3 separate regions of the Homo sapiens genome follow, and regions 2 and 3 are each linked to region 1. Evidence: chromatin loops called from intact Hi-C (ENCODE). Cell type or tissue: HCT116. All regions are shown on one strand. Links, peaks and the distances in the headings refer to the core of each region. The heading gives the core; the rest is flanking DNA. Region 1 overlaps CTBP2 (C-terminal binding protein 2). Region 2 overlaps CTBP2 (C-terminal binding protein 2). Region 3 has its middle 54 kb from the start of TEX36.

Region 1 (10,630 bases), core at 1,638-9,637:
CGGTTGCCATTTAATCAAAGGCTGGGCCAGTGCTTTTTGACCCACTGATCCCTGACTCCTTTAGGACGTTTATTTTGTTATATCTGGCTTTGCTGTTGCTTTAAGTTTGAGACAGGCTCTCACTGGGTGGCCCAGGCTGGAGTGCAGTGGCTTTATTCACAGGTGCGATCGTGGCACATCACAGCCTCAAGAGAGCTGCCCGTCTCAGCCTTCTGAGGAGGGAGACTAGAGGCACACGCCACTGTGCCCTGCTTATATCTGGTTTTTAGTAGTTTTTTCCAAGTGTAGTTTACAAAATAAAATGCTCATCACCCGTTCAGAAGATTCTACCCAGCTCTCTTCCTAAGAAAGACATCTGTTGCACAAGTTTGGCTTCTGAAGCCTATGGAATGTGCTCTTTTGAGGTGGCCTGAGCACATGTGGCTGTTAACTCCGGATGAAAAGTCAGAGTGTTTTCTGGGCAGAAGTCATTGGTGGGCTGGCGTTCTCAAGGCCCTGTTAACTGGCACCGTATCTGCAGATGTGCCGCCAGCACCACACCAGCAGGATCCTCGGCTATGTGTGCAAGAGCTGGGTGTCACCACCGCCTGGACTGTTGCTGTCTCCTCATCTTGGCACAGTGGTCGCACAGGCTCCTGGATGAGCCTGTGGGTGCACTGAGAGGCCCTGTAGGCTGCGGTGAAGGAAGCTTTCCAGGAGTGAGTCCTGTCGTTTGGGATCCCAGGCTCAGAAGGGTGGTGGACCTTGTGCATTGATGCGGCCATCTGGGTTGCAGGGAATCTTTTCTTCCTGCATTGGATCGCCTCAACCTCTCAAACAGAAAGTCTGCGCCCCACTCATGCTTAACAGTGAGATCTGAGTTCTCCGGGGACACACTCAGAGAACTTTGGCAGGACTTGCTTAACTACGATGATATTAATTTGTGAGCATATTGTGAAACTCGGTCTGCCTTTATTAACAGAATGTTTAAATAGATTTCCTTGAAAGAATTGAAAGCCATCATCATGTTTAACTGGATTTGAGAGAAATTTCATTTTGAAGAAAGGCACTGTCAAAGGCATGCACTTACTCTATAAATCCCTTCAGCTGCCTATTCTTGATGAAGGCTAGGAAGTGGAGTCAAGAAATCGAGAGGGTCGGCCGGGCACGGTTGCTTACACCTATAATCCCAGCACTTTGGGAGGCTGAGGCAGACAGATCACGAGGTCAGGAGATCGAGACCATCCTGGCTAACACGGTGAAACCCAGTCTCTACTAAAAGTACAAAAAGTAGCCGGGCGTGGTGGCGGCACTTGTAGTCCCAGCTACTCGGGAGGCTGTGAGGGAGGAGAATGGCGTGAACCTGGGAGGCGGAGCTTGCAGTGAGCCCAGATTGCGCCCCTGCACTCCAGCCTGGGCGACAGAGCAAGACTCCTTCTCAAAAAAGAAAAAGAAATAGAAAAAGAAAAGAAATCGAGAGGGTCTATAAAACTGAGTTGATCCCAGGTTTTTGTGCTGTGTAACCTTAAGGGCGCTTGGTAGAGAACCTCATGATGGTGGCGAGGAGCTGGTGATGGTCATTGAGTAAAATTAACCTGCCCAGATTTTAGACTGTGCTTGATGAGGGGAACCCTCCCCTTTCCCCTGCCCTTGATTCTGGATATGTTGGAGTTTGATAGCCAAGCAAGGGTTTGTAAAATGTGCCGTTTTTCCTTTTTGTTCTCTCACGTCTTCAAAAATGTCACATTCTCTGTGATACCTCCACGGAACAAATCTTCCATACCCGTCCCCTCTGGAAACAACCAAGTATCTACAAGTGGCTTTCTTTTCCAAGCCTTGTTCATCTTCAGAAATGAGTTGAATTTCTTGGCACCAAATATTTCAGCCCTAGATCACAGCCCTCACTTAAAGCAAATAAAATTTAAGGTCCACGTTTCTGATCTTTGGTTGGAGTTTGGCCTGTGATACCCGTAACTTTCCTTTTGGGAGGAGGTAGTGTTTCTTGTGCGGTTTGGCTTCAGGGCACTCTTCTTCCTTTTGAAAAGATACAGCTTTCCTGTTGACCTTGACCTTCACTGAGGTTTACCTCCCAGCCTCAGCCAGAAGGGAATGATTATTCGCTGCGGGGATGAGTGTGCAAGGGGGTGTCAAAGGAAAGGCAGGAGCAGCTCACAGAGACCTGCAGGCTCCCACCGAGTGTTTTTGTGCATATCCTCACTGGCTGGTCCTCACTGCCACTCTGGGACATCACAGTGACATCCCATTCTACAGACAAGGAGCCTGAGTCTCCAGAACAGCTCATCCAAGCTCATTCCACGAGTGGGGTCTAGAACTCCCTCCACCCACGATTCCGCCCCTGGCATGATTTGAGGAACAATTTCAGCAGAAGTGGAATAGTGAAACACGTTCCCTCTGCTTTTGTTCCTTCCTTATTTGTGCCCGTATTGTTTGGTGTTTAGGGGGGAAAAATTGATTTATGAGTGGAGCCTGGTTTTCATAGCAGGCATCACCAAGAGAGCTGTGATGTCAGGGAGCCCAGAGCCAGCGTGGATCGGGGGTGCTGGCTTGCTCAGCATGGAGACCAGCTGGAGGCCGCTGTGTGCAGCTCAGCTCTAAGGAGGGCCTGTGGCTGTCATTGGAAGATGGTTATGTTAATTAAGTCCTCGTAAATAGCTTGCTCCTTGGGAGGGCTAAGGAGGAAAATGTCACATTTCATACATTCTTTTTGCACAAGAGATATCGGGGGAGAGGATTGAGGCTACACAAGTCAATGGTCACTGCCCAGACCAGACCCAGAGGCTGGTGGCCTTGGGAGCCAAGATGGCCAGCCCTAAACATGGGTCGGTGCCACTGGCCTGGGGTGTGCAGAAAGGAACCCACAGAAGGTCCAGAACAGAGTGACCCCCCTCCCCCACCCCCACCCCCAAAAAAGCCAGACATGGGAGTCAGCCTCTTTTTTTTTTTTTAATAGTGGAATATTGGCGTTTGTGGAAGCTGATGGCTGATCTTTCCTTTGATTGCATGATTGAGATTCTACTTATCAATTTTTCAGGAAGCCATCTAATTATACAAATTAAAATTCAAAGGAAAGCAAAAGGAATGATTACGCCTCACTCGGGGGTTGGGGGAGGAGGGTGTGAAACCCCCCTTGCCTCAGATTATAATGCTGTCATTTTTCATCTCCGAGGTCTTCACAAAAATTAACTGATTAATTCTCTTCCCCCCTTGGATGACGCAGCTGATGTGGAAATCTGTTTTTACAACAGAGTCAAGGAGGGGCCAGACTGCAGTTTGACCATCAGAGCTTGCGCCTGAGCAAATGACAATTGCTGGCCCGAGCCTCCCTGGTCAGCCTCACCTAGAGTCACTTGTGGGTGGGGGGGGGGGGGGTGGGGATGGACAAAAGCTCAGATCAATAGGTTTGGCCCCCCGCCCCCACTCCAATAACTCTTAAGTTGGCTATAGTTAGGGACTCTTTTTTTGTGTGGTTACCTTTCAGAAAGCCCAGCACTGGCTAGGCGCAGTGGCTCACACCTGTAATCCCAGCACTTTGGGAGGCTGAGGTGGGTGGATCACTTGAGTTCAGGAGTTCGAGACCAGTCTGGGCAACATGGTGTGAAACCCCATCTCTTCAAAAAATACAAAAATTAGCCAGGCATGTTGGCACATGCCTGTAGTACCACCTATTAAGGAGGTGAGGTGGGAGGATTGCTTGAGCCTGGGAGGTTGAGGCTGCAGTGAGCCATGAGCTTGCCCCTGCATTCCAGCCTGAGTGAAGAACAGACCCTGTCTCACCAAAAATAAAAAAGCCAACACTAGCAAAACCAATTTTTAAAATACGTCCACATGGATCTGCTCAAGGGTAACCCCACACATTCTATGACAACCTCCATCTCCTGACTGATCCGATATGGTCAGTCCCCGTTTTGGGGGAACTTCCCAATCGTTGAAAGGGTTTGGTATCTCAGGGATGTTACATTAATTATTTATGTGATTGGAAATTGTGCTTTTTCGTAGCTCTTTTATGGAGAATCACGTAATTATCGCCATAAATCTTTCGGATGCCTTTTCAGCTTCGTTGCTGGGAAATTAGCCGTTAACTTACAGAAACCTGGTAGACCTGCAGTCTGACCTTTTGATAAAGTAACTCTTAATGTTTTGCATAACTGATGACCGTACATCATTATCCTCATTTCTACCCCTTGGGCCTCATTTTTATCTTTATCTCTCCTCTTTCTTTCTGCTAGATCACTGAGAACCACTTTTTCTGTGTGTGTGTGTGTGTGTGTGTGTGTATGTGGTTGTGGTGGTGGTCTTAAAATAAGACTGATTTAATTGTATTCCTTGGGAAAAAAAAAATACAGAAGACAATAGAGTGGGCCTTAAATGTTGTTTCCCAGTTGAGATTCAAGCCACCTTTTTTTTTTTTTTTTTTTTTTTAAAGACAGAGTCTTGCTCTGTCACCAGGTTGGAGTGCAGTGGTACAACCTCAGCTCACTGCAACCTCCACCTCCCAGATTCACGTGATTCTTTTGCCTCAGCCTCCCAAGTAGCTGGGATTACAGGTGCCTGCCAGCATACCCGGCTAATTTTTGTATTTTTAGTAGAGACGGGATTTTACCATGTTGGCCAGGCTGGTCTCGAACTCCTGACCTCAGGTGATCTGCCCGCCTCGGCCTCCCAAACTTCTGGGCTTACAGGCATGAGCCACCGTGCCTGGCCAAGATTCATTAAGCCTCCTTTAATCAATGTAAAGAATGCAGTTCCAGAGCAGTGACTTAAAAGCTGGGATATTGGGGACAGCTGTTAATGATCTGGACCTCACCGGGCACATTGGTGACAGTCAGAGGCTTCCAAAGTGCTCAGATCCTCCTGAGAAGGAGGATGGGCAGCAGCTCCTCTTCCCCAGGCCGCAGTCAGGTCTCCCTCTAGAGAATCCCACATACCCCAAACCACATGGGAGACCTTTCTTGCCTCCTCCATCAGCCTCACCTCTACCTGAAACGTCATGGGGATGGTTACACTCTCACACTAAGAAATACTTCAGCCCATATAGCTGGAACCAAGTGTCAAGGCCAGCAGCCTGGGACCCTGCCCTTGCTGGTGCTGACTGCGGTCCCCTCCAGCTGCAAGGAAGGTTCAGGAAGGCGGCATCGGAGGAACGTTGGTTAGGAGCTGCTGGGGCTTCCCACCCGCGTTCTCACGTGGTAGAGTCAGGGTTTTGTGTTGTGCTGAGCTGTGGCTTTGACCCCTGACCCCTGCGCGGCTGTTTTGGAAAGCATTGTTGTAACTCACCTGGCAGCAGGCCTTCGCAGAGCCCCTCGAGTCGCCACGGTGTGCGTCTGCATCTCAGTGTGAGTGCGTTTGGGGCAGGTCCAACTGGCTGTCACTTGGTCTCTGCCACTGGAATATAATTTATTACACTTCAAATTGGTCAGTAAATTGGAATTTATAGCCCTAAAGTTAAAAGCAAGAGATCTGTTGGAATTTGCTGCTTCCAGAAATAACTGACGATTGTCTTGTGTGCATTCACTTGCTTTCTATTATGAGATAAGAAGCAGGAGGCGGCTGAGATGCACTTGGTGCAGCCTCCATTCCCAGTGCTTTGGGAAAAGAGCAAGTCCCATGTGTCCGCATGGCAGGTTCCCTTATAGAAAGTAGCAGTTAAGTCCCCAGTGAGCTGTTGTCCTGTGCCCAGAGGGTCTCCAGAGAGTAAGGATTCTTTTCTCCTTGTTTCAGGGTTCATAGTGGCGTCATGCACGCAGACTCCTGCAAGTTCCCCTAAGTTCTTAGAGGACTGCTTTGCCTTTTGATCTGAGAGTTGCAAAGTTCCATAAAGAATGGCCCTTGTGGATAAGCACAAAGTCAAGAGACAGCGATTGGACAGAATTTGTGAAGGTAAGAGCGTGTTTGGCGGTTTTTACCAAACATACGTAGTCCCTCACTCAAATCTTCGCTGGCTGCTCCCTTGAGTTGGCTGTGCCACTCCCCAAGCCAGAGTCCCTCCTCCGATTCCAACACTGCATACCATTGGCACCCTCTGCTGGGTGTCCTTGGCCGTGGGCCTGGCCTTGGCTTAGGACAAGGCCTGGCTTCTGGGGCGGGGTTGGGGACTAGGAGGACAGTTTCAGGGCTGGTGGGCCCTGAGGTCTATGTCTTCCATGTACCTAAGGTTATTTTGCATATAAAAGATGGTGTTGATTAGGACCATCTTTTTTCACTTCCTGAAATCTCAGGACTTTACCTGTTTTGGATTAAGATATTTACAATGCTGAATTCCCTGATACTATGAGATTCCTGAAGAGCCCAGCATTGCCCCTCGTGGTGTGTTCATGTCCCTGGTATCTTTGGAAATGTCTGGAAGTGTTCTGTTCATGAAAGGAAAAATAAACATAATTAAAATCTAATGGAAACCTGGGGACAAAACTCTGAAGTGTTGATTAAGCACTGCGCTCTTCCAGCTAGCGGGTGGTAAGAAACCAGCGTGTGGGTTCGGGTTTAGGGGTGAGTGCACCTGCCAGATGGGGTCAGTGCTACAGGGCTGCTCTTTGCTCAGGGTGATTGCTGGTACTGCCCTACAGGGTGGCTCTCGGAGGGAAGCGAAGATGGCTCCGCAGCCCCCTCTGCACCCTTCACGCACACGCTGAAGTTTAGTAGCTGACCCACCAGTTTGTGGACAGGAATATGCAACCCACAGGGCTTCCCCTGCAGCTGCCCATATGGAATTGTCTGTCCTATAAGTAGATGTGGCTCATGCCACACGGGGTGGGGACATCATAGACATTCTGCTGAGTGACTCCATGGCCTCACAGAACTCTGCGCTGCAAGAACACAAAAGCACTGACATTCCTGGGGTTCAGTATAAGGAGTTTGGCGTTAAAGGGTTTTTTTAAAGTAAACATTCACAAATTATAAAAACCTACAGAGAGGTTGGTAGGATGGTACAGTGAACACCAATATTCCATTCAGTTTTCCAGATTCTTTTGAGGGGAGATAAAGATAGAGATATACATATAAATAGACACTGTGTGAGTAGATGATGGATTTTCTTCCAGAACCATCTGAAAAAATTCAGGGGCAGCACTTTACTCTGGACTACCTATGGCATGGCACCTTTTATCCAATTTCGTACTGCTCCCAGTACCGGAATGAACCCCAGGAATCTAACCTCAGGGACAGTATTGTCTAGTATAGGCTGCATATTCGCATTTCCTCCACGTCTCTTTGCCTGTGCAATAGATAAGGGTCACGCATTGTGTTTAGTTGTTACATCTCTCTAGTCTCCTTAGTCTAAAATTATCCCCTGGGCTTTTTTGACTTTCAGAGACATTGGACTTACTGAAGAGCCCAGGCCCCATTGATTTGTAGACTATTCCACAGTATAGGTTCACCAGATTGTATGGGGAGTTGTAAAATTTACTCTTGACTTCCACTGTAAAGGTGCTTGATTGAGGTTACTGAGTACTTGCTTCTGGAACACGCTCGTGACTCAGCTTTCCAAGGTTACTAGCAGGAATGCCTCTGGGGCTGACTCCACCCCCTGCACCCAGGATTCTCCAGGGATGTTGCATCAGAAACTAGAATGGGATTGAAGAGCTAGCAGCGTTTCCTCTGTGTGTTTCCATGGCTGTATAAACCTGACTTGGGCAAAACCATTGTCTGCTTGCAGACCCTCTGTCCCATCCAGACAGGTGCTGAAGGATGGTTCACCAACCTTCCCACCCCCTTCATGTGTAATAGGAAATTTTCAGCCAATTTTTTATAACAGAAGTTTGCATTACCTTGTCTATGCATGGTGTTCCAGATACATTTGCAGTTATATATTTTAAATTTCTCAATAACTATCAACGCAGACAGGCCAAAATGCAGTTACTCCAGTGTGGGTCACCATCTATATGTCAGCTCCCTAGGCATCTCATTAAGTACTCACAGTTGGTCCCAAGTGCTTTGTTGGTGCTCCTCCTATGTATAAGCTGACTTAGTCCTTGTGGCACCTGTTATGGGTCAGGACAGGTGGCACCCATCTCACAGGTGCTGCCAGAGAGGCGTTGAGCAGTAGGCAGTTTGCACCCAGGAACCCGGGCAGTCTGTTTTTTTCTGTTTGGCCTTCTCTCATACCAGCTTGTTGGATTCAGCTCTTTCTTCCACCTGAAGGCCTTGAACATCTAACACACACAAACACACACACACACACACACACACACACACACACACACACACACACACCCCCTCTAGCTTTGAATTCTCACCATGTTTCTATTCTATCAACTACTTGTAGAATGTTCTGTATTGATATGCAGAGAGCCTGTCAAACTGTTTTTTTCTCCCTCCCCACTGCCTACACCTGACACAGGGACTTCTGCGTCCCTTAGGTTTGTTTTTTTTTTCTTTCTAAATGATTAAAAGCATGAAGCTGCCATGTTCTGCTGTGCTTACCCGGTCTGCTCCCAGGCTTGTAGGAACTTTGTCTTCCTGCTCTTGGTGTCTGGATACACCAGCTCCTTAAAATTCGTCCCCTCCCGCCTGCTACACAATGCCAACATCAAGCCCTGGTCGTGGGTCCCTAGGCTGGAATCAGGCAGGCCTCTCCAGGGTCCCACTCCAGGTACTCCGCTGGAATCTGAGCATCACCCCTGCACAGATACTTGTACAACCTTTCCCTGTTTTCTAAGGCCTGTCCAGCCCCTTCCTCTTTGAAACTTTTCAAAGCAAGAAAAAGTGGCATGGAGCTTGATCCTTCTGTGTGCCCAGAATCTGCCGTGGGGATTCACTCCGCCAGGCTGTGTCTCTACTCGGAGAGCAGGACACAGACAGTCTTTGGGACTCCAGCCAAATGAGCTGGAATAATGGTCTTTCTAGCCAATGTAAAAGCCACATTTTAATTTTTTTAATGTAACTCTTTGAGTTTGCTATTTATAATTGTTCCTTTTTTTTCTGATGCCTGCTATCAAGCAATCCTATAATACCATGTAAGAATTATTACGAAGGAGCCCTCTCGTAACACAGGCTGATCAGAACAAGATTGTGGTCTCCTCATTCTCAAGTATAATGGAGATCTTCCTATCTGTTTAGTCTGCTGACATAATTGACATTGTGAACTGCACCAGCTGGAGGGTTTTAGTACCTACTTTATCGCATTATGCCAGAGCTCCTTTGGTTTGCCCCAAACATCTATTGGTTGGAAATGAGGGCTAGCTAACAATCACTCAGCATTGCAAAGGGAACCCAGAAGAGCATCTTGCAGAGCCCTGGGTTTGTAGAACTTAATAAACCACAATGGCTGTTGTTGGTGGTAACTTTTTGTTAGAGCTGCTTCTTGTGGATTATGATAGAATCAGTCTGTAAACACTGCTCCCCTTTCCTGCGGCTGTTGCGATTGCAACTTGAAAAAAGTATGTGTTTCGTTTTACTGCGTTTTGTTCGAATGTGTTAGAGACGTGGAAAATGGTCCCCCGAGGATGGTATCAGCTGAGTTGTGAGTAGTCCCCTTGTAACATGACTCAGGGAGGGTGCTTCTCCATTTCCTCTGCAAAAATAAAAGGGACCTCCTCTTAAATAAACAAGCTCATGAAACATTCCGCACCTCTGGAATGTTCTCACGACCACAGAGGATAAAAGGAATGAGAACGTTGAGCTGGTTGGGTGGATATGAGGAAAAAGGAGACAAGCTGGTTTCTGTGAAACACATAGATAGTTAGAAAGTCTGGGAATCTCATTCTGCATCACCTTTGTCGCAGGAGGATGAGAAGTCTGAGAAGATGCTGCCGGGGATGAGGTGGAAGGGAGTTTCCCCAGTGGGTCTCTTCTGTGTCGCGGGCTCTTCTGCTCTTCTCAGTGGGTTGAACTTGCCATGGTGGAAGCACATGTCAGTGGGATGTACCCCCAAGAAAGGTCATCCATACGTATAAGGAACAAAGACAGGCGCCTCCAGGGTCAGCAAGGTTACCCAAGTGGTCTAGAAGTCCCTCTGGCTCTTTCCTTCTTCCAGCAGCCTCCTTGCCTGGCAAACACCCATCAGAGCCTCCAGGATGAGAGAGTGACTTTCTCTTTCCCCGAGGAAAGAACATAATCCACAGAGTGTTGACAAATGGTTTTGTTTGGTATTTAAGATTTATTTGTTTTTGTTCTGAGTAGCTGTTTTCTTTTCACCTATCTTTGTACAGATGCATTATAAAATCAGGACTTGTTTTGTTTTTGTTTGTTTTTTTAAAGCACTTTGAGCGCTTCGTAAAGAAACAGAGTTGAAGCCTGCCTATAGGTAGTCCACAAACAGTTCTAATAAATAACTTTAAATAGCCCCAAAATGTGGATTTTAAAAATGGGATTCATAATGTTGCTATACATTATAATTATATGTTGGGATCAGGCAATTATGCACATTTCCAGCAATTATGTGATTAGCTGTAATTACATTAGCTATGTAAATATACAATAGTCAACTAGACATGCCTTAAAACCCCAAAGCACAAATGAACATACCCAAACAATCTTATGCAAAGGTAAAGGTTCAGGAAACAGCCAAGGCAAAGCTTCACAGACAAAAGTGCGGTTCTTTGCAAGGGGTAAAGTTTCATGTTTTGCCTTATCTGTCCCCGGCTTTAAGAGAAACTCAGAGTGGGGGACCCCTCCCCAGGGAACCCCTCACCCCACC
Region 2 (10,630 bases), core at 1,248-9,247, 78 kb before region 1:
AGTGAAAACTGTAAAATTACAAGTCCCAAGAATCTAATCTCACAGTGAAAATGTTGAGTTGTTCATTCAGAAAGCACGCTTGCCCTGCATTTTGAACATACATACTTGTGTGTATTTATATGTTCATCATGTGAGAACAGCATTTGTGAATTGCTACCCTCATGAACATCCATGCTGAAAGGTTGTCCATTCTTTCCAAACTGCAGAAATGCGGCTGAGCAGTTACATACGTGTGTAAGTTAGTTCAGGATTCCCAGTGTTAGTGACTTGATGCGCATGAATCAATAGATAATATTTCTATGTCCTTTAGGGGCTCTGCAGTTATTTTTTTTCCTGAATCAAGACTAAAGCCAGCCCTGCTGCTGATTGTAGGCAAGTGCCCTTTGCTTTTTGGGGAGCCAGGACTGGAAGGTCTCTTGGTTCACAGGCCTGGGTTAGGGTGGGCCGCAGGTTGGTCTGGAGTTTGGCTTTTCTCTCCCATCCCAGATTCCCCTGGTAAGAGGCTGCGTCACCTGCATCGAGGACCATCAGAGTTGGGTGGTCGGAACTCACTTTGGCTGAATGTGAAGGGGCTGCTGTTTGGGAGGTTTCACCTCCGTGATGTGTTTCTTGAGCCTGGGTGACAGCGTGGTGTGGCGCAAGGTGGAAAGGAGTTTGTTGCTGATGGTCTGGGGGACGCAGGCCTTTTTCCCCATTTCTAGATGTTGTTGTATTCGTTTGGCACTGTGATTAATTCTTAAAAATAGAATGAGTTGCTTCTAGAGGGAATATATTTTGGACCCGGGAATTCAGTTCTGTCTTTGGGTGCTTCCTTCATGGCTGTGTTTGCAGAGTTTCTTCATATGCTATTTTCTGTGATATACATAGCCTTGAAATGGATTTTTTAAAGTACAGAGTCTGAAAAGTGAGTAGTTTGTACATGGTGGGTTTAGCTGCTGCTCCATTCCACAGCAAGGATACTCTTCATTTTCAATTGAAATCTCCCCCAACCTTGAGGTTTGGGTTCATAATTCAGTTTAAAATTAAATAGAACCCGGTTTCCTTCAGGCCTCTTTTCTTTCCAGGACTGTGGATTCTCGAATTCACCAAGCCGTGTGAGTAAAGCATTTGGTATATGATACAGCTAACACTTGGGTGCCTCTGGCGTGCCAGGCGCCACGCTGAGCGCTGTGCATTGGTATTGCCTGTGCTTCCCGCTGTGGCCCCATGAGGGAGGTACAGGTGACCACACCTGGGCTCCTGGGGGAAGAAGAGAAAGCAGAGGGAGAGAACACTCTCCTGGGGTGACTCACAGCCTCACCCAAGGGCTCCTTACCATTTGGTTGGTCTCTGAGCTTTGCAGGATAAAACTTGGATTCTGTCTCTGCTCTCATGGATCTGCCCATCTAAACCAGTTACAGAACAGGCAGCCCATTTATGTAATGCCTTTTGCAATAGATAAAGGGTTGAGGGTGAGGTCATTGTCAGGGGAAGGCAATGTGAGAGAGTCAGGGTCAAGGAACCGATATCTGGCCACCTTAATTTTACTAACTTCACTTTCCCAGTCAGTATTGCACATGTAGTCCATTGATCAATAGTGTTGACATGGGCAGGGCAATTAGCTGGGCTTGGGGGCCCGTGCCTGTACAGGAGGCTGAGCCCAGAAGAATACTTGAGCCCGAGAGGTAGAGGCTGTAGTGAACTATGATCATGCCACTGCACTCCAGCCTGAGAGACAGAGTGAGACCCTTTCTCTAAAGAAATGTTGTTGGCTGGTGGCTCACAACTGTAATCCCAGAACATTGGGAGGCCAAGGCGGGCAGATCACCTGAGTTCAGGAGTTTGAGAGCAGCCTGGCCAACGTGGCGAAACCCTGTCTCTGCAGAAAATAGAAAAATTAGCTGGGCGTGGTGGTGCATGCCTATAATCCCAGCTACTCAGGAGGCTGAGGCAAGAGAATCACTTGAACCTGGGAGGTGCAAGTTGCAGTAAGCCGAGATTGCACCACTGCACTCCAACCTGGGCAACAGGGTGAGACTCCGTCTCAAAAAAGAAAAAAAGAAATGGTGTTGATATGTAAAGCTGGTCACGCTTGTAAGTAATTTTTCAGGGACTGTGGACTTTGAGCCATTTGGTTCTCACTTCATTTGTTTTTAAATGCCACTTCCTGCTCATCTTCCTGCTCATCCTGCTGGAGTCTAATCTGTGGTCAAGGACTTGGCTGGAGCCCACTGGGAAGTCTCCTTTGGCTGAGCCCTGACAAGGCTTTGGCTGTGCCTCTTTCCCGGCATCAGTCGGGGTCCTAGATCCTCGCTGGGGCAAGGGATTCTCGCTGTGTCTCTCCAGCCCACCAATTCTCTCCCAGGTTGATTGGCTATTGGAATTGAGACATCTGCATTGAAATCCCCAAGAGAACATCCTTTTCTGTATCGAACTTGCATGAGGGTGGAGGGACACTTGGCTTTTTTCAAAACCCACCTTTGTAGTACAGCAGCCACGCAGGGACTTACATCCTAAATGGGGCCACTTTACAATGTTGGTGTGGCCCGAAAACCTGCAAGGCAAAGCAGCCCAGGCAGCAGCTCACTTTCTGCACCCCAGCTTCAGAGCCCTCCTGACAGGAGCTCACAGCTCACATTTTTCCATATTATAGGAAATCATGCTCTTTGCAGAAAATAGAAAAATACAGGAAAGTATAAGAAATAAGTAAATGATAGTTATGTTACACATTGTAAAAATCCTTTTTAATCTTAGCATGGAGAATAACACTTTGGATCTATTCTGTCTCTTATGCATATACGTATATACTAAAAATGAGATTCACTGAAGAATGTTTTAAAATATGTGAGATTTGAATACATGTTTCATAGTTTATTTTCCATTTGACCTATAAGTATTTTTCCTATGTCTTTGAAGTATTTTGAAATACTTTTAGTAAATACATAATTGTTGAGATGGATAGTGTCTGACATATCCCTGTACAGCTCTATCAGGAGAAAATTTATCCTACTCTGGTTTCCAGCATGGTCTGGTACATCTTGACCACTTTTCTAAGGATTCCCTAGGGGGAGAGTGGAGTGGGGCATGGAATCTCAAGTTTACAGAAAAGATGCCCACTCCTTCCACCGCAGTGGGAGTGGGGGTCACACCCTCGCTGACTCCTCAGAGCAGCCAGCATCCTGCTTTTGGTCAGGGGATCTTGCATTAAAACCTGCCAGCTTTAGAGGTTCCATCTCTCGCTGTGGTATGGGTGTGTGCTCTGAATGTCTGAAGACCCCTCTGCTCACCTTCTGGCCCTGTGTAGGGCCTATAGTAAATATATAGTCTGGCCCTTGTTAGATCAGGTGTCCTTGGGATACCCTGTGGAAAGGAGCTCAGAAAACCCCTCTTGGTCACCCTATCAGGGAGAAAGCAAGACCGGAGCCTGACACCAGGATGCCCCAGCTGGTTAGTAGTGGCCACCAGTTGGAGTGAGCCATCTCCTATGTCCGCTCCTTCTGGCAGGTTCCTGACCATCTCACAGGGGTGTGTGCACCTCCACCAGCAGCCGCCTTGTCCACTTACAGTGTGGAACCATGGAAGACTAGAGACGGATACCTTCAAGTGCTTCTGAGTTGGGATGTGTTTTCTACTTGTCTTTCGGAGCTGCGCGCCTTTGCGGGGACCTCAGGGCCAGGCTTCCCTCTGAGCCAGGCTGATTTTAAGCGTTCCCCATCCCCCCCTCCCACCCCCCAGCGCCTCCACTGCACTGGTCTCTTTCAAGTTCAGGTGATTTCCTGGCTTGTCTGTAAGTAGGACTGTCGTGCCCCACTCAGGTACAGGTGTGTGGGGGTGCAGCCAGGCCCCATGAGCCTCAGGTCCAGTTGCTCACACCGGCTGCCTCTGCTTCCATGGCCCACGGGCAGCTTTGGGTGTGGGAATGCAGCTTGAATTCACAAAATGACGTCGTTGTGTGGGCTGCTTGCTCGTGGATCCACTTTTCTTCCCCCCTTTCAAAACTTGGCCCATGGCAGCCCCGATCAGCAGCACCCGTTTATCAATTTGTTCCTTGTTCCTTTCTCCAGTTGTTGCCAGGACTCCCATCTGGCATTCTCCCATCTCACGCCCTTGTTTATTTCTCCGTCCTGGAGCCACTTCGGATGGGGCACTTCTAGAAGCCTAGCTAATGCCGCAAGGGCTTCAAGTTCCTCCTTGTCACCCAGCTCGTCTCAAGTCCGTTGGCCCTGTCATCTAGAAAAGCTGAAAGCTGAAAGAGCAGGGGAATGGTCACATTAATTGACTACATCTGAGACAACACTGGAAACATATCCTATTTTATTTTTCTTTAAAAAGTGGCAGGATTCCAAGACTTCCCTTCCAGTTTTCCACTGGTTGGCCTTCTATTGGAAGACGAGTTCTAAAATCTTGGCTGTTGGGCCTTTTTACATTCTTAAAACCAGCTGAATATATTTAATATTGTAAAATTTCCATAAACACTCTCTGACAAAGACTGTGTATGTAAAGTTTCTGCCTAGAGGGCATTTTTCTTCTCAGAGTTGAGACTCTTGGGCATCAGGGGGTCATAATGAAGTGTTGATTTCACCTGAAGTGCCTCTGTGCCAACGTGGCTGTATAGGGACATGGAAAGAATTAGCTTTCGGGGTTGTTGTTTTTTCCTTCCCTGAATAAAGGATAATTGTTTCCAAGCTAATTAATATGGTTTATTTATTACTAGGCAATAGTTGGTGGAATTGAATCTCGGGAAGGAATAATCCAGCAATGCTAAAGTGACAACCTCTCGGGTACACCCTGTTCATTCCTGTCCAGTGTGTATCTGACACTCAGCCCTTTGGTAGACGTTGTCATTTTATTGTATTTCTTTTCCCCATGTGCCAACCAAACTTGGACTCCACACTGCTTCATGCCCAGTGAGCTTGGCCTTTCTCAGGGTGGGTTTGTCCTTAAAGGCTGGCCAGGCGCGTAATTAATATGGTGGGCTTGGGGGGTGCCGTCCCAGGCAACGTTGAGCTGTGCTGTCATGGTAGCAGCCTGAAGTCCTTGTTAGAGGGCATGGGTCACACGTGTACCCCACTGTGTGGTGCTCGGTGGCAGAGTTGAGAAGTGAGGAGAGGTGGCATCTCCCACTGCCGTTTGCTCAGGGATGCCTGTCTTTACCCCCAGCAGCCCCCAGGACTGCACATGACCTCTTCCTGCAGAGCCAGCTGGCGGCCATCCCAGTGCCACCCCCCACTGCCCCCGTTACAATGCGTTGTACTGCGCGTCCTCACTGCAACTGAAGAGAGTCGGGGCAGAGGAGGGTTGGGAAGGCCAGGGAGCGGGATGTCGCCTTGTGGGAGAGCACAGGTGTGGCCCGTGTTCACACACAGGTGGCCAGAGACTGCACTGAGGGTGGCTGGGGGTGTGTGAACCAGGAGCCACTGTGGTACGCAGGAAAGGAGGCGGGCAGCTGAGTGCCTGTCCCTGGTCCTTCAGGGAACCCATGGGTCCTCTGGGCTGCTTCTCATGGCCTCGAGTCAAGGGCCACCATCCTGCCTCATGCTGCTGTAGGCAGGTCAGTTTTGGGGCAGAGCATTTGGCTTCTTGACAAGATTTTGCCCGAGGCTTTTCCTTGACCGCTGCCCTTGAACTTGAAATCGTTGGGAGGATCTGCTATGGGATGTGTGGGGAAAGCCCCTGGCACCACTTTCCATGCCATCCGCTCAGGGACTGGGAAACAGCTACATGTCTTCCTTGTGGTCCTACCATTGAGAGTCCTCCCCTTCCCACATACTGACTGATACCCCGAGGCAGTGCCGTGGTGCTCTAGGGAGTGTCAGGCTAGGAGAGGGGGCTTGCCCTGGGGTATCTGAGCTGTGTCTGGATGCCTCCGAGGGGTGGGCGTGATCCCCAGGGCTGTGGCTTTAGCTCGGCTTCTGATACAGCTCGGCTTCTGTGGGTCCCACTTTTAGCACCCCCATGGTAAGTCACCCCTTCTGAAGGGGGCCAGAGTGTTGGGAGGAGGGGCAGAGTGTGGGGAGAAGGGTGGGACATTTCCTGGGTACCCATGTGACGGGCCCATTTTGAGAAGGCCGTCAGCATGGGTGCCGAGGGAGTGTCTGTGAGGCAGAGGGCGTTCACTCGTCCTAACAGACACCATGCTTCCAGAAACCTCAGGCCAGCTGTGGGGCACTGTGACCTGCACACTACCCGTCTCTACGTGAGGCGTGGGTACAGGCCTTGGCCCCAGAGTTTGCTTGGGACCTTGTGGCACAGTCATTCGGTGGTTTGGGCAACAGTGGGGCGGGGGCTGAGTGCTGGGTTCGGGCCTGGAGTCGGTGGCCCCTCCTGAGTCCCTGGGGCAGGGACCAGGTTTCTGTTTTGCTCCTGTGCCTCTGGGGCTTGGCACAGTCCTGGCACTGAGTAGGTGCTCAGGAAATCCCTGTTGAAAGGATCCAGGAGTTTGAGGTCATAGTTGATGTTGCATCTAGTCCAGAGAGGTCTCTGAGGAAGCCTGGATGTTTGTGGTGGGCAGGGGTGTGGAGTATAGGGGGCGAAGACTGTAGACTACTCTGACCTGCTACCATGCCCTGTGCTTGGGGCAGAAGTGCAGAATTCTGGATGGTTCTTTACGCAATCCCTCTTTTCTGAGCACAGCCATACCACAGGATGGCAGTGAGGCCACCTTTCAAGGGAGGGGAACGCTTGGGATGCCTAACCATTAACCATCAATGACCTGATTAGGACTATTGGATTCTTGTGCTGAATGTCAACTGTTTATCTCATGAGTTAGGCAGAGATGAGTTTCTTAGAAGAGGTGGATAACGGCCTCAGCCTGGAGACATGTCTGGAGTCTGATGATGACACACAGTTATTGAGTGCTTGCTGTATGCAGGCCTTGGGACGAACCTTCCATGGGTTCTCTCTTTCAAAGGGCCTGACCACCTGTGAAGGTAGATGCTGTTACCTCCAAATCACAGGCAGGATACTACTTCTCAGCCACCGATGCTGGCCTGCGGAACTTGGGATTAATTCTTGCTAACTCCTTGTTCTTTCCCTTGTCCCTTCCCAGAGTCCATTACCTGTGGGAAACTTTTGATCGCCTAAGGGATGGTTTTGTGGACACATTCCAGTTTTCTCTTTTTAGCAGTAAACGTGAACGGTGCTTCCTGGAGTGTGAGGAACACAGCGCACAGTGGTGCTCCGTTCAGCCAGACCCGTGGAAACCATGAGTCAGTTTCAGATAAGGCTTTCCAGGGTGCAAGGGCCCCTTTAGGATCAGTCTTTCTTCTCCCCTAATATATGCCCACGCTGAGCTGAAGTTCTGCTCTCTGGCTGGTGTGACCCAGCCGCAGGGCCAGCCTCAAGAGGAGGCAGCAGGAGGTGCCCCACCTTGAAGCAGGGGTGATGAATCCTTCGCCATCCACGGCGGGACAGTAGTAGGAGGAGGAGCCTAGACAGCCAAAATGTGAGTTCAAGCAGAAAGCCTCAAGTCCTAACGAGAGCTGGCACATGTGAGCTTCAGATGGCAGAAATATCACTAGAAATCCCTCCTGCAGAGAAAGCGTAGGTAAGCGGGCACTTGGTTAGATGAATGCTGCTCACAGCAGGCGGCATGGGGGGGCCAGGCCAGGTTGAGCTGCTCGCCTGGCCTCTGTTATCTCTGCATTTGGGTGGGTGGGTGGGCACCCCTTCCATGCCATGCAGAGTACAGAAGCTGTTCTGAAAGAACGCTATGAGTTCAAGTGAAGGCAGGCCCAGTCCTCCTGGAAGGAGCCACACCAGAGTTTCTCAGACGCCCCCATCAAGACCTTTTTAGGGCTCATTGAAGGCTTCTAAAGGTTCTAGTCTCATTTAGTTTCTAAGAAAAGGATTTATTCACTACAGACCTAAAACGTAATTTTTGTATGCCTGACTTAGTATAAGAACAAAACACCCAAGCAGTGGCGGTGGGGTAGGGGGTCCTGTCTAGGTACTGCAGCCTCAGTTGTGAGTTTCCTATATGTGGAAGGTGCAGGAACTAGCTGACCACAGTCTGGTTGGGACTCCCACCCCCAAATCCATCTCTGGGTGCTGCGGTTCTCTTCTGGGATGTGTGAGAGTACACACCCCCCTGTCATCAGCTGTAGGCAGATCACATTTGCCGCGGGATGTTTAATAAGTTCACGCAGGTTGATGGTACAGGCCAGAAATAGGACCCCTGTCTGGCCCGAAGCAGCCACGTGAACTTGGAGGGGGTGGGCATGCTGACCGGCAGTTACACGCTGAGGCCACTTCAGCTCCTGCGGTTGCTGGTTCAGAAGTAGTGGTGATTTTAATCAGCTAAGTCATTTCTGCGTCTCGTTGTATACTCCTGGAAGTTCTTAGAGAAATCCTGCCAAGAAAATATCCCCTGGTGAATCCTCGGGGCACTAGTCCACGCCGCACTGTCAGCAAGTATCTGCTGAAACAAGTATTTTTGAATCTTTAGCTTTTCTGTAGCTCCAGTCTTTTTAAAGTACTTCTTTTGACCTTCAAGTAACAACGAGCACTTGCTTTAAAATTCTGACAGTCTTCCAAGCCTTTTAACATTCTTATTCCACTAAATAAGCTGTCGCCGTTCACTGGGACAGGCAGCACAGTTGCTTGAACGCCCGGCTTGAAATTCCACGAAATGTCACCTCCTCTGTGAAGCCTTCTACAAGGCAGACTTGTCTATTTCCTACTTAATTTTACTATGAAATATCTCAAATTAGAACCTGTACCCACCATCAAGATTAGGTAGATGTTAACATGTTGCTACGTTTGTCTTCAGACATTGTTCAAAAACAAGTAATGTTATAGTCATTGCTAAGGTGCACCTCCCCAGTTCCTTTTCCATCCCTCCTTCCTTTCCAAAAGGGACTACTTCCTGAAAATAGATACAATCCCTTTATATTTTTGGAAATTCTGTGTAAACCATTGGAAATGGAAGGAGAAAGCCTGTGACATACGAAGACAAGCAACACTAATCAGGAGTATAAATTCTGTTTTGCAGTTAATTAAATATTTGATTCCCTACTATGTTTCAAAGATAAATAAAATGTGATTAAGTAAAAGGCATTTAACCTTTAGAGACTTGGAGATGGGCAGGGTATATAGTAGCCTGCCAGCTAGAGTAGGGAAGATGTTAAAGAAGATAACCTGTGAGATGGGTTTTGAAGGGTGGATAGGAGTTTGCCAGGCAAGCTCTGCCACCTCAAAAAAATAGTTCCTTGGCTGTTAGATGCTTGTGTCACTATAGGCTTGGGATTACTGAAAAGCTATGCTTGTCCCTCCCTTCCTAACACTTCTGAGGCTGGAATGTCTGTCTCCCATCTACTTCCTTAAGAGGTGTGGGTTACAGTGTGGTGTACAGTTGGGAGTGAATTACTACTTGACCTTGGGTACATGATAACCTTGACTGTAGAGTCCATGCTTTTCCTGAGTAGTTCTTCAGAGTCCTTCCTGCCAGTGACTTGGTTCTAGGTGTGGAGCAGGAGCTGGCTGTCGGAGGACTCATTGAATTCAGTGGAAACAGCAGGGAGCATGGTTTTCTTTTGAATGGAAACCATGAGTGTAGCAGTTCTTCTTTATGACTTGCTACATAATCATGCAGGAAAATGCCTGTCACGGGATTGGATCCTAGGAGATTAGCCCCATTGCTAATTAAAAGCCCCATTAAAAGAGGGGAAGTTCTTTTAGGTATCTACAGCTTCCTAAGATTTGAATGGTTTACAAAGCAGAATGTTGGCTGGGCATGGTGGCTCATGCCTGTATCCCAGCACTTTGGGAGGCCAAGGCAGACAGATCAGAAGGTCAGGAGTTTGATACCAGCCTGACCAACATGGTGAAACCTCGTCTATACTAAAAATACAAAAATTATCCGGGCATGGTGGCATGCGCCTGTAATCCCAGCTACTAGGGAGGCTGGGGCAGGAGAATCCCTTGGACCTGGGAGGCGGAGGTTGCAGTGAGCCGAGACGGCGCCATTGCACTCCAGCCTGGGTGACAGAGTGAGACTACGTCTCAAAAAAAAAAAAAAAACGAAAAAGGTAGAATGATGGCTGGGCGCGGTGGCTCACGCCTGTAATCCCAGCACTTTGGGAGGCCCAGGCCAGTGGATCACTTGAGGTCAGAAGTTCAAGACCAGCCTGACCAACGTGGTGAAACCCCATCTCTACTAAAAATACAAAAATTAGCCAGGTGTGGTGGCAGGCGCCTGTAGTCCCAGCTATTCAGGAGGCCGAGGCAGGAGAATTGCCTGAACTCAGGAGGCGGAGCTTGCAGTGAGCCGAGATCGCGCCATTGCACTCCAGCCTGGGTGACAGAGTGAGACTCTTTCTCCCAAAAAAAAAAAAAAAAAAAAAGTCAAATGCAGCTGGGAATGTGGTTCGTGCCTTTTTGTATATTAACCATTTGAAACTTGGTTGTAAGGTGGGGTTGGCAATGTCAGGCCTGGCTGCAGCAGCTCATGTCTTTAGAGTGTGCCTCTTCCCTCTCTCGTGGGGCTCGAGCAAGACTACCTTCATACATGGGCTCTCCAGTTACATAGCAACTCCAGTGTTAAATTCCATCTTTTCTTCCTGGAAAAGCCGTAGAAAGGACACCTGGACATGCCTGCTGCACAGGTTGTCTGCCTTCCCCATCAGCCGCAGAAGGAGGAACTTTGCTCTCT
Region 3 (10,630 bases), core at 1,203-9,202, 590 kb before region 1:
ACTCGGATCAAGACTAAAAACCCCAGTGGGCTCACAGAAGAACTTGTCATAACAACCTACCCTCTCCGGAATGACATCAAATGTGTGGAGGTAAATGAGGTCAGGTCACCTCCTCTGCTTGGCATCAAAGAGAGATGTTGCAAAGTTGGGACCTGGCTTCTGCTGGCTCTGCTGAAGGAATCACACTCTCTATATTTTAAGTCCCCAATCACTCAAGCACTATGCAAGATTAATAAGATTCAGACAACAGGATTTTTAAAAAATCATGTATGTAACAAACATCCTTTATCCCCTCCCTTAAATGAATATACAAAGGTCAGCTCATTGTTTTTAAACATCTGGGCAAAAACAAAACAAAGCCAGAAACAACCTCCCTGCTCCAAAAAAAGTAAGTTTTTTTTTGTTTTAATCCAAGAAAGTAAAGGTATCCAATGCTGAGGGGTAGACTTGAACCCTAGAGGCAGAGGGGTGGGTACTAAAGGGCCCCATAAAGTGCTCCCTGCCTCCCGCTTAATGCCTAATTACTCATCGGCATGCCTTTGTTCGCCAGGCGTCTGCTTTTACAATGCAGTCAAACAACGTAGAACCGTGTCCATTTATGGGAAAGTCAAAGACCAATAAATAAAAAGTTTAATTTCCTGATTCCCTGATGTCGATGGGGCTTAGAAAGTACTCACCAATCCTTCCAACAACGGTCTTTTCCAAACATCATGTGAGCAGCACCTCGTATCAAATTTCATTGCTCATAAAAAAGAATCAGATAATGTTCAGTGGGAAAAAAGCAGGATACGAGGTACATGGTGTTTGCAACTAAAAAGCCGTCTGCTTATGGGGAGGGACTGGAAGTGCACAATCGCTATCAGAACCTTTGTGTTGGGGCAGGATTTGGGGAAATCGTTTTCCCTCTGTTTTCTACATTTTCTCCTGCTATATAGGTTTTACAATGGAATGTTTTTAAAAAATCGATTGGTAAAACAATTAGCTAATTATTTAGCAGATGCCATTACCCAGAACTGAGAGCATTACAGGAGGTGTCCAATGTCAAGCAAATCAGCTGTAGCCCAAGAAATTCAACCAAATATCAGCAGACTGGGTTTCTTAGCTTTCATCTAGAGAGATGTTGATCCCTACGGATTTCCAAAGTTGCCACCATTAACAAAAAATCATCTCTCATCAGGTCTTTCCACCTATTGAATTCTTTCAGGTAATTAACCGTCTTTAGGGAATTTTCCCTCTGGAGAGACAAAGTGGAAAGATGAGGCAATGAAGTGAAGTATGCATATAATTTTTTTTTTTTTGAGACAGGGTCTCATTCTGTCACCCAGATTGGAGTGCAGTGGCACAATCTCGGCTGACCGCAACCTCTACCTTCCAAGCTAAAGCAATTCTCCTGCCTCAGACTCCGGAGTAGCTGGGATTACAGGCGTATGACACTACGGCCCAGCTAATTTTTGTATTTTCAGTAGAGACGGGGTTTCATATATTGGCCAGGCTGGTCTTGAATTCCTGACCTCAAATGATCCACCTGCCTTGGCCTCCCAAAATGCTGGGATTACAGGGGAACCACACCTGGCCAGTGTGCATGTAATTCTGATCTTTGGTAAGAAAATGGCTCAAGAGACATGAGCTGGCTTATTCACCTGGCTGTCCATTGGGAGGGGATCCTGCAGAAAAGCGGACGGAACTAGTTTTGGCCCACCCCAGCCCATACTGCCAGGTGGAACAGGGACTGTAGCTGAGCAGCTCGTGCAGCTGGTGACAGATACACCAGCTGGGCTTGTTCTCCCGCTCTTTCCTTTCTCTTATTTCCCATCACTTTTACCAGCTTCTCTTCTAGGCATTCCTCAAAAGGTGGTCCTCAGAGTTACACTCTGGGCCCTCTTCCCTCCCTTAGCTTCTCTTCCTGAACGCATTTTGTGGGCCAGTCCCTTATGTAGAGAGCCGTTTATCCAGCTAAGTCTACTGAACCTTCCAAGGTGCCAGGCCCTGTACTAGGCACAGGAGATGCGGGACAAAGAAGGAGAGTCTCTTCCCTTAGGACTGTGCATCTTAGTGGGTAGAAGACACACAGACAAGCCAAGAGGATTTCACCAGATAAATATCCCAAGGCAGAACCAGGGTTGGTTTCTGCTGGACTTGCTCCCTGGACGTCTCACGAGCACATCAACTCAGCCAGTCCAAATGTGAGTGCCACCTCTCCCCCAGACCACTCTTCTCCTCGTCAGAGTCCACATTCTGTCTGCTTGAAGACACTGCCATCTATGTAGTCACCAAAGCCCCAAGCCTGGGAGTCCTCATAGATGCCCCTTGCCCACACCCTGCCATTCAGCCTGAGGACAGTCTCTTTCGTCATTTCCTTCTTCCCACTCCCACACACACTGCCCCAGATCCCCCTCACTTCCAGCTTTCTGCTGCCATCTTCTGTCCTATCCTCTTGCTCCTCCACACGCCACCACACGGAGGGCTTCTCCTAAAATACACACCTGATTGCTTGGTGTTCCTGCTTAAAAGACCATGCCAGGCTCCCCACCAGTGGACCAAGTTCGTCCTCCCTGCATGGCCCCTGACCACTCTGTACCAGCCTCTGCAAGTGGCCTCACTTGCTTCCAAATACTCACTTTCTGTGTCAGCAACCAGGGCACCAGGCACCTGCCACTTCCCACACATATAGCACGCGTTGACATCGCTGGGCCTTGGCCATGCTGTTCTCTGTACCTAGAATGCTTCTCCCCCTACCCACCAGAAGGGAGGACCTAGAAAAAAATCCTGTTCACCTGTCATTCAAGACCCAGGTGCAATCCATCTTCTCTGGATCCTCACACATCCCAACGCTGCCCCTGGTCACTCCATTTTATTAAATCCCTCCAAACCCAAGGAGAATGAGTTGCATCCTCCTCTGGCTTCTATAGTTGATCATTCCTGCCTCTAAGAGAACACATTCAGAAAATGCGCTTTTCTCTCATTCCGGCGATGACACAGAATGTTCAAGATCAGGACAGGGCTCTCCTCCGTCATACAGCCGAGGCCCACCCCGAAGGTGTGTGGCTACACAGAGGGCTTCTGAAATAGCTCATGATTAGTGACCACAATGTCAGCAGCTGGTGTTCCTAAATACCCGCTATTTTTTAGGAGTCAAAATACTCATTTAAAAAAATCTGAATTAAGACTTGAGATGTACTCAGATAATTATAGGCAGCAGTCAATGTTCTGATCAAATGCAGTTGTAGTCATTGGAGAAAGCACTCTGACCATACCTTTCCTGCCTAATAAAATCCTTTCAGCATGCCTGATTTGCTGCTTCAGTGTCTGTTTCCAGGGTTACTGGTGAGATTGAAGATTTTTCAAAAATGTTTATTAGTCATTCGTATTTCTCCCAGAAGTCCTTGATGGGACTTTCTTAAAAAGCAGGCAGAAGTGGGGATGGGGAAGAGAACCTGAGACAGGAGCATAGGGAGAAGTCCCATTCCCACCCTTCCCTGGAGCCTGACCCCCTCCTGCCCATCTGTGCTACAGCCCCGCCTCTGGCCTCCCTTTTTAACTCCAGAGCTACATCCTGGAAGACTGGGTCTCTTCCCTTGGGTAATTTCCTCTCTCAGGACTTCTCCCCTTGATCATCTTCCTGGAGACATTCCAGTGGAAGTGGGAAGGGGAGGGGACGTCAACCCTCCACACTGGCTCGCAGTTGGATGGAGAGTGCATTAGGACCGGGTGCCATCCCCCTAACAGACACTAGTTTCCCATCGACATGCATGGCAGTCAGCCTTCCAGATGCCCGAATAACTCGCATTTCCCCGTATTCATGTCCTTAGGCAGTCCCCTCCCATACTAAATAAGAACTGGCCCTTTGTGTCCAGTAGAATATGGCAGAGGTGACCATGTCTAATTCCTGAGGCTGCATCATAAAAACGAATAGAGCTTTTGCCTAGTATTCTCTCTCTCAGAACATTCATCCTTGCAACACAGCCACTGTGCTCTAAAGAAGCCCAGACTAGCCCACATGAACAGCCCACACGCACTGAGAAAAACCGAGGCTCCCACCTATAGTCAGTCTCATCCACCACTGGAGTAAACAAGCCTTCAAGTGTATCCAGCCCCCAGACTTTGAGCCTCCTTCCTGAGACCCCAGATAATCCATCCCCTGTCTGAATTCCTGACTCGGAGAATGGACATTTTACACCATGAAGTTCTGGGGTAACTTGTTATGCACCCCTAGTAGCTGAAACAAAATAAATAATAAAATGCCAATAAAATAATTTCATTCCATTATAGCTGTCATTAAATATGAGCACATTGAGATTTTTAATGCCTAGCAGAGGAGGCGTCTAGAAAACACTTGTTGTAAAGAATCAGAACTATTTGAGGACTAGGCCCTATGGCTTGGCTTATAGACAGCCACTTGGAATATTGTATGTCTTCTGGTCTTAAAAATGCATAGTATGTGATCATACAGATGCATACCACAAGAGGGCAGGTGTACATACTGGAATAGGGCCTCTCAGACCTAACCCTGGTATCTCACAGTGACTTAAAAAAAATTTCATCCAAAGGGCAGGTGTACTTACTGGAATAGGGCCTTGCGGACCTAACCCTAGTCTCTCACAGTGACTTAAAAAAAAATTCACTGATGATTTTCTTTCATATTGATCATGGTGATGGATAGACTTCGGTTTTGAAGAAGTGAATCTACATTTCAAAACCCAGCCAGCTGGGAAGGCCTTCATCCCTAACAGTTAATTTAACAATGCCATATTTGTATTTATTATAAAATATATTCTTGTCATGAAAACACCTATAATTTAATTACTAAGAAAAATAGAGCTGCTATTTTTAAATGTCAGTGGGATAAACATTTCCTGACTTTATATCACCGAATGAATGCAGATGTGCTATTTACTCAATCTCATTTATTTCATAATTGGATTAAATAATGCTTCATTATTTTATAATGAACAAAGTAATATGTGATTTTGAAAAAAGAAGCAATTACACTGATTTTTCTTTCACCTCAGAACCTCCCCCCATGCATTCTGACATTAAAATGAAGTAATTCGTTGGGTAAATTTGAAGTCGCCTCAATTTCTTCAAGAAAGATGAGGAAACAGGTTTCTCAGAACATGGGTTTTTTCTGATTACAAATTGTTTTTTCAAAATATCTCATATGAACTTCAGATCGTCTCTATCACAGGGTGCTCCTTGCACACCACACAGTCAGTCCTTTTTTTGTGAGTGACCAGTGCTGGTCTCTGCAGCCCAGCTTAATTGCAGTTATGATGTAGATCAGGCTGAAATATCAGACTCTGACTGATGGCTTACTTGCAATTTGCCCTGCACAAATTCCGAACTACAGAGAGGCCATGGAGCTCCCAGGCTGGGTGTAAGTCATATGACTGGGCAATGAAATAGCTTTTCTTAACCTCAGCTTTCTCGCCTGTCAAATGGAGCTCACACTTCTATTTTCCTCAAGAGGATGTTGTGAGGAATAGATAAGGTAGTGGATATAAAGCATGAAACTCCATGCCCGGCACATGCGTCATCAGTCCTCAGTAACTCTTCTGTCCCCCCTACCACAGCCACAAGTCTCCCTGTGATCATGCATCACCTGGGATGTCTGTGACAATGTCTGGGATGCAGCAGGCACTCCCTAGACAGTTAACTACTCTTACTTTTTATCCCCCAGCTTTTCGCTCTATAAAAATCTTTAGAATAATGATTCTGAAAACAGAGATGGTAGATGAACACTGCATCTTCTTTACCAGCTGCATACTCATGCACGATCTCAAGAAGCACTTCTAAAAGATTCCTCCAAAACGATGCTCCATTCCACACTTCCTTCCTGTGTCCGGAAATCTAATTATCATCATCGGGAGAGAAAAATCAAGACAAAGGAAGCCTTTCCTGGTCAGTGTTATTAGAGACTGATATGCTCATCTATTCCAAAAGAAAGCAACTTCTAAAAAGCAGCTTCTTTTCTTTTCCATTCTCCTCTCTGAAGGTTCACTGCAATATGATTCCAGGAAGACTTTGCACAGCAGCCACAAACCCACACCAGAGGCCACAATAACAAATAAGATATAGTGGGACATTAACTATGCTTCCATATTCAGGGTGCTGAGGTGGAAATCATTTTCGACAGAACATGCGCTGCTTTGCAGCCTGTTAGCATTAAGTGGGCACAGCTAATGCAGTGACTCCAGATGGAATCCTTTAAAGCTTTGCTCCCTTCCACGACAAGCACACAAAGCCAGATGTTTTCATAGGACAGAATTCTACAACACCACACTTGCATTTTTTTCCTTCAGGTGCCAAATGCTTCTTATCATTACATGGTCTCAAATACATTTTATTAATAGTTTTTTTAAGGCACCAATAAATTGCATAATTTTTAACCAGTGAGTGTAGGCATACTAAATTTGGACAGGCAGTAAATTGTGACTCTGGTCTTACAGTCACTTCAGTTAGCCTGGACAAGTCTCTTAATCTCTCATTTGGATAATCTTTGAAGAGTCTCCTGTGGCTTTGATATTCTAGGTGTTACCGCCTGGCACCTTCTCAAATCCACCAGTGAGACTGACACCCTCCTCTGGGCTCTGCAGTGCCCTGTGCTGGCGTCTGCAGCTCCCAGAGCTCTGTTTTATCCCTTGGTGTCCCAAGGACTCACGCAGACCTGGATGTTTCTCAAGGATAAAACAGGAATGGTGTCCCCTGGAGTTGTACAATGCGATGGCATTATTTATTTGTATATTTGTTGAACAAAATATTAATTGAACAAAAGACAATACATTATGCCATAGTTCTGATTCAAAATATTTGTTTCACTCTTTTTATTAAAATTAAGATAAAAAAGATCAGGATTGTTTTAGAATAATGTAAAATGCAATGCTTAAATAGAAAATGACGTTTTAAATTAAAGACATGCTTTCAAGAACTTAAGTTAATAGATTTTTTTTTCTGAATGACTTTAAGCATGACTTAAATATTCTAACAGGCCAATGGTTTATTGATCAGAAAAACTTAGGCATTAAATTACTGGCTGAATACTGCCCTAGGAATCCCATTTGTCTTTAGATTATAGGGTGATTAATTTGATAAATAGCCAAGATATATTTTCATCTCTGTAACATCTAAAAGCATAATCTAATGCTCATTGTTCTTCTATCCAGATATGTTCTGAAGTAGTGTGTCTGACAGCACAATTAAGCATTTAAATATTTCACAAGTGTCAATATGCCCCAAAATCAGATTAGTGAAAACATCTCACTTACATGTATTTAAAAAATCTTTTTCTCTCAAGGTTCTTCTCCTACGGGAGATACAACACTTAGCAAATCCTGTTGACTCTGGAAAGTGGCAAAGAAGGATTTAAATTAATCCAGTGCTTGAGGTGGGACCTGGGGCAGCTTTCCAAGATCCTGTTATTCTTTCATTTGCAATCCCACCAGCCCCCTCCGGAAACTCCCTCCTTCCCTTTTCAGTCTCCTCTCTTCCATTTCCCAGGCCCCAGTGGGAAGGAGCCTCCAGGAGGTCGTGCTGGAGGGAAGTGCAAGGCCATTAGACGTCTCTGACTTCCTGCCATCCCGGGTTAGACCAATAGAAACCTCTGAGTAGCTTGGTTTGTGTGCAGGTTTCTTGCACTGCTGGGATGACTGTAGTGTTCGGTGTTGGATTTAGTGCTCTCCTGGATCCCATTGCTTCCAGCTGCTGGTTCCGAGTTCCCACCTCCCCAGAAAGCCCTCCCTGATTGCCCTCCTTCTCCCCACTTCATGGCCTCTGTGTCTGCTCCATCATGGCTTTAATGCCTGGGAGAATTCTCTGGTTTGACATCAGCCTTGTGCAGTTGACTGTGAGCTCTCCAGGGGAAGGAAAGGTCTTTTTCTTCATTATATCTTCACTTCTGTGTGGAGCAAGCATTCACGATGTCTGTTGGATGAGGAGTAAATGAATGAATGCACAGACAAAGAAAGGAAATGAGATAACATGCATGAAAGTGCTCTGTAAACAGCACAGCACCACAGCAGGCACATGAGCGTTAATGACTATTCTGTCAACATTGGCCAGTCCTGATGCCAGGCCCAGGATATAGGGGGCACTCAGCACCCTCTGTGGAAAGTGAAGGCAGGAAGGCTGAATGGGGAGCCGACTGTTGCAGGTTGGGTCCCCAGCAAGCCGAGTCTGAGGTGGAGTTCAGTGTGCAGGTTGTTTACCAGGGAGGGCTCGTGGGACCGAACTTGTAGAAGGGAGGAGGAGGGAGCAGGACTGGGCAGCGGCAGAAAAGTGGCTTCTTGGCTGACCCCAGGGGTGCTCTGAGCTAGAATGGCCCTTCAGAGTTGTCCTGAGTTGGGCTAAGATGGCCTGACCTTTATCACCTGCACTGGTCTGTAACCTTGGGTGAGGTCGTTCTCTGCAGCCGTGGTCCCTGAAGGTGTCTACGAGAGCAGGTGATGGGTAATGCCTCCTTCATGGCAGGGGGCGGTCTGGGCGGCACACCTCGGTGTCCACTATACCAACTCCGACAGAACCCATGACCAGAGGGAGCGTGCTCAGAGTTGAGGAAATCCTTCACCTGTAGCAGCGGTGGCATCGCTTGGAGAAACATAGCCCGGTAGATACACAGAAAGTATTTGCCACGAAAGTGGCTCTGCACTGGGTCAGGTGCCAAGACTGAAGAGTCCAGGGCTGCGCCTCTGGGGTGTTGGCAACGTTCTGTTCCTTGCTCTCTGTGAGAGGTTGCATCTAGTTGAACACGTATGACATATTTATGGTTCTATATCTATGTTATGTAAATTACATCTCAATAAAGTTGTTAAAATTAGTTTATTTATAACAACTGTGTCATGTTTCACCTTCCAGTCTGCCTCTTATTTCTCCTTTTGAAAGAGAACATGTCACTGAGGTTTTACTACACACAATTCTGCCAACCCCCAGATGGAAACTAACATTTTTAGACTAAACTATGAACTGATCCAGAACATCAAAATAACCTTTGGATCAAATCTGACTTTTACCTTCAATTTGGGCAACTCTCTGTCTTCTACTCAAACCCTTTAATGGCCTTCCATGTCACACTGCACACCCACAAAGTAAAATTTGTGGATTTGGTGGGGGGTGCTAAACTATTTTCAGTTCCTGTCACCAAAGTTTAATTGAACATTTACTTTGTGCTGGGCCTGGAATTGGGCTCTGGGCTTAGACCCAGGGCTGAATAAGGCAGTCCTGCCCAGGAGGGGCTCATGTCTGGTGGGAGATTAGGATGCACGCATATCGTCTGCGTGTCCTGAGAAAAGCTGAGTGATGGCTGAGCCAGGGGCCACCTGGAGTACTGGGGAGGTGCAAGAGTCAGCACGGACTTTCTGGAAGAGGTGTTGCCCTTGCCAGATCTGGAGAGATTGCCATCTCAATTGTCTGGCATGTCTCCTGGAAACTTTGTTTTGCTTGTATTTGTTCTCCAGAGGCCAAGGTCACCCTGGCCTCCTCTGCAGTTTTGGCTCCTGTGTTGACGGCTCTTGCCTTTGGACATCTGTGCCCGCCTTTGTGCCCCTTCCTTATCTCTTTATGCAAAAAGATGGCTTGTTCTTAGGTGGCTGTGCTTGCTTGCGGAAAGGACAGTCACTTTCCCTGGGATCTGCCCCCGAGCCCCCTCTCACAAAACCCTCTGTGCCATTTCCCCAAGTGCGCTGGACAACACTCCTTTAAAATTCATACAGTTTCTGTTTCTGCTGCTGCTTTCAGGCCTTTTTTTTTTTTTCTGTAGAATTATACATCTCATGAGTATTTGGTCATCTTGAGGAAGGGTCATTCCCCACCTCCAATGAAGATGAGCTCACCAGAACAAGCTTGGTGGGGAGTGTATGGAGACCTCTGGGGCTGTATGGCACCTCTGACTGGCTATGACCAGCCCCACCAGTCATGACCCATTGCAACTCTTCCTCAGGACCCTCTGATCTGTTTTGCAGGACAGGGTTGAGAATCAAATCCTTTGGTCTGATTCAGAGCCCAAACAGGCTCAGGACTGGAGGACATGAGGATGTCTGCCCCTGGGTTTCCCCACTTTCTTCTCTGGTCTCTGACTACCCCCAACACTCAACCTGTGTGGAGCCGCACCTGCCCCGAGCTCAGAGAAAGAATCCTGTCAAAATTCACATGAGCATCGGTGTCTCTCACTGTCATTTGGGAAGTTCTTAGGGGGATAGTGAATGGCAGGGAGGTCTTGGGAGAAGATCAAGAGATTCAACAGCCAGAATGTGTTTTGCTTCCACAAACACTAAGATTAACTTGCCTTTCTGAGCCTGTAACAATTCACAACTGGGAGAAGGGATTCAGGACTGCAGTTTGTCCAGCTTAGAATCAAAAAGTTACTGCAGATAAATCTGAAAGCAGAGACATAGAGAATTAATGATATCAAGAGGGAAAAATTATCAACATCTTAGAAAACCTCCCAACCTGTCCACACGGGTTAATCCCACTAACGCTCACACGTGTGTCCACTCTGAGGTGAGGATAAGATGATCCCTGTTACTATGTCCCATGCCCTCTTTCCAGAGCTAAAACAAAGAGGCGACTGATTATTTATAGATTCAAACTGCATAGACAGCCATTCAAAATAATTTATGTCCAATCCTTTCTTTAATGTGTT

Evidence for each region. Peaks named below come from ENCODE experiments on the same cell type or tissue, not always from the same donor. Only the 100,000 strongest peaks of a DNase experiment are listed, where the experiment ranks them.
Region 2: a loop joins it to region 1, with 13 times the contacts of the local background. A loop is called at or near these places in 2 of 110 quality-filtered maps.
Region 3: a loop joins it to region 1, with 8 times the contacts of the local background. A loop is called at or near these places in 13 of 110 quality-filtered maps.

The regions. Positions count from the first base shown.
Region 1 is chr10:125,034,244-125,044,873 of GRCh38, reverse strand. It overlaps CTBP2 (C-terminal binding protein 2), which reads left to right. Exons shown (of 11, transcript NM_001329.4): 3 at 5,719-5,877. The coding sequence starts at 5,820. Among named protein-coding and RNA genes, the nearest start is that of MIR4296, 6.7 kb to the right of the region's middle. RefSeq lists an enhancer at 3,143-3,642. In HCT116, for the core only: a CTCF peak has its summit at 6,044 (motif pointing left); DNase peaks (open chromatin) are centred at 6,013, 7,503 and 9,543; H3K4me3 peaks cover 1,883 bases; H3K27ac peaks cover 4,095 bases.
Region 2 is chr10:125,111,800-125,122,429 of GRCh38, reverse strand. All of the region lies in intron 1 of CTBP2 (C-terminal binding protein 2), which reads left to right. Among named protein-coding and RNA genes, the nearest start is that of CTBP2, 43 kb to the left of the region's middle. RefSeq lists enhancers at 4,680-5,505, 9,459-9,958. In HCT116, for the core only: no CTCF peak of the experiment used is centred there; no DNase peak of the experiment used is centred there; H3K4me3 peaks cover 311 bases; H3K27ac peaks cover 752 bases.
Region 3 is chr10:125,623,792-125,634,421 of GRCh38, reverse strand. It overlaps a transcript of TEX36 not described here. Among named protein-coding and RNA genes, the nearest start is that of TEX36, 54 kb to the left of the region's middle. RefSeq lists a silencer at 4,348-4,642. In HCT116, for the core only: a CTCF peak has its summit at 4,475 (motif pointing right); a DNase peak (open chromatin) is centred at 4,471; H3K27me3 peaks cover 2,640 bases.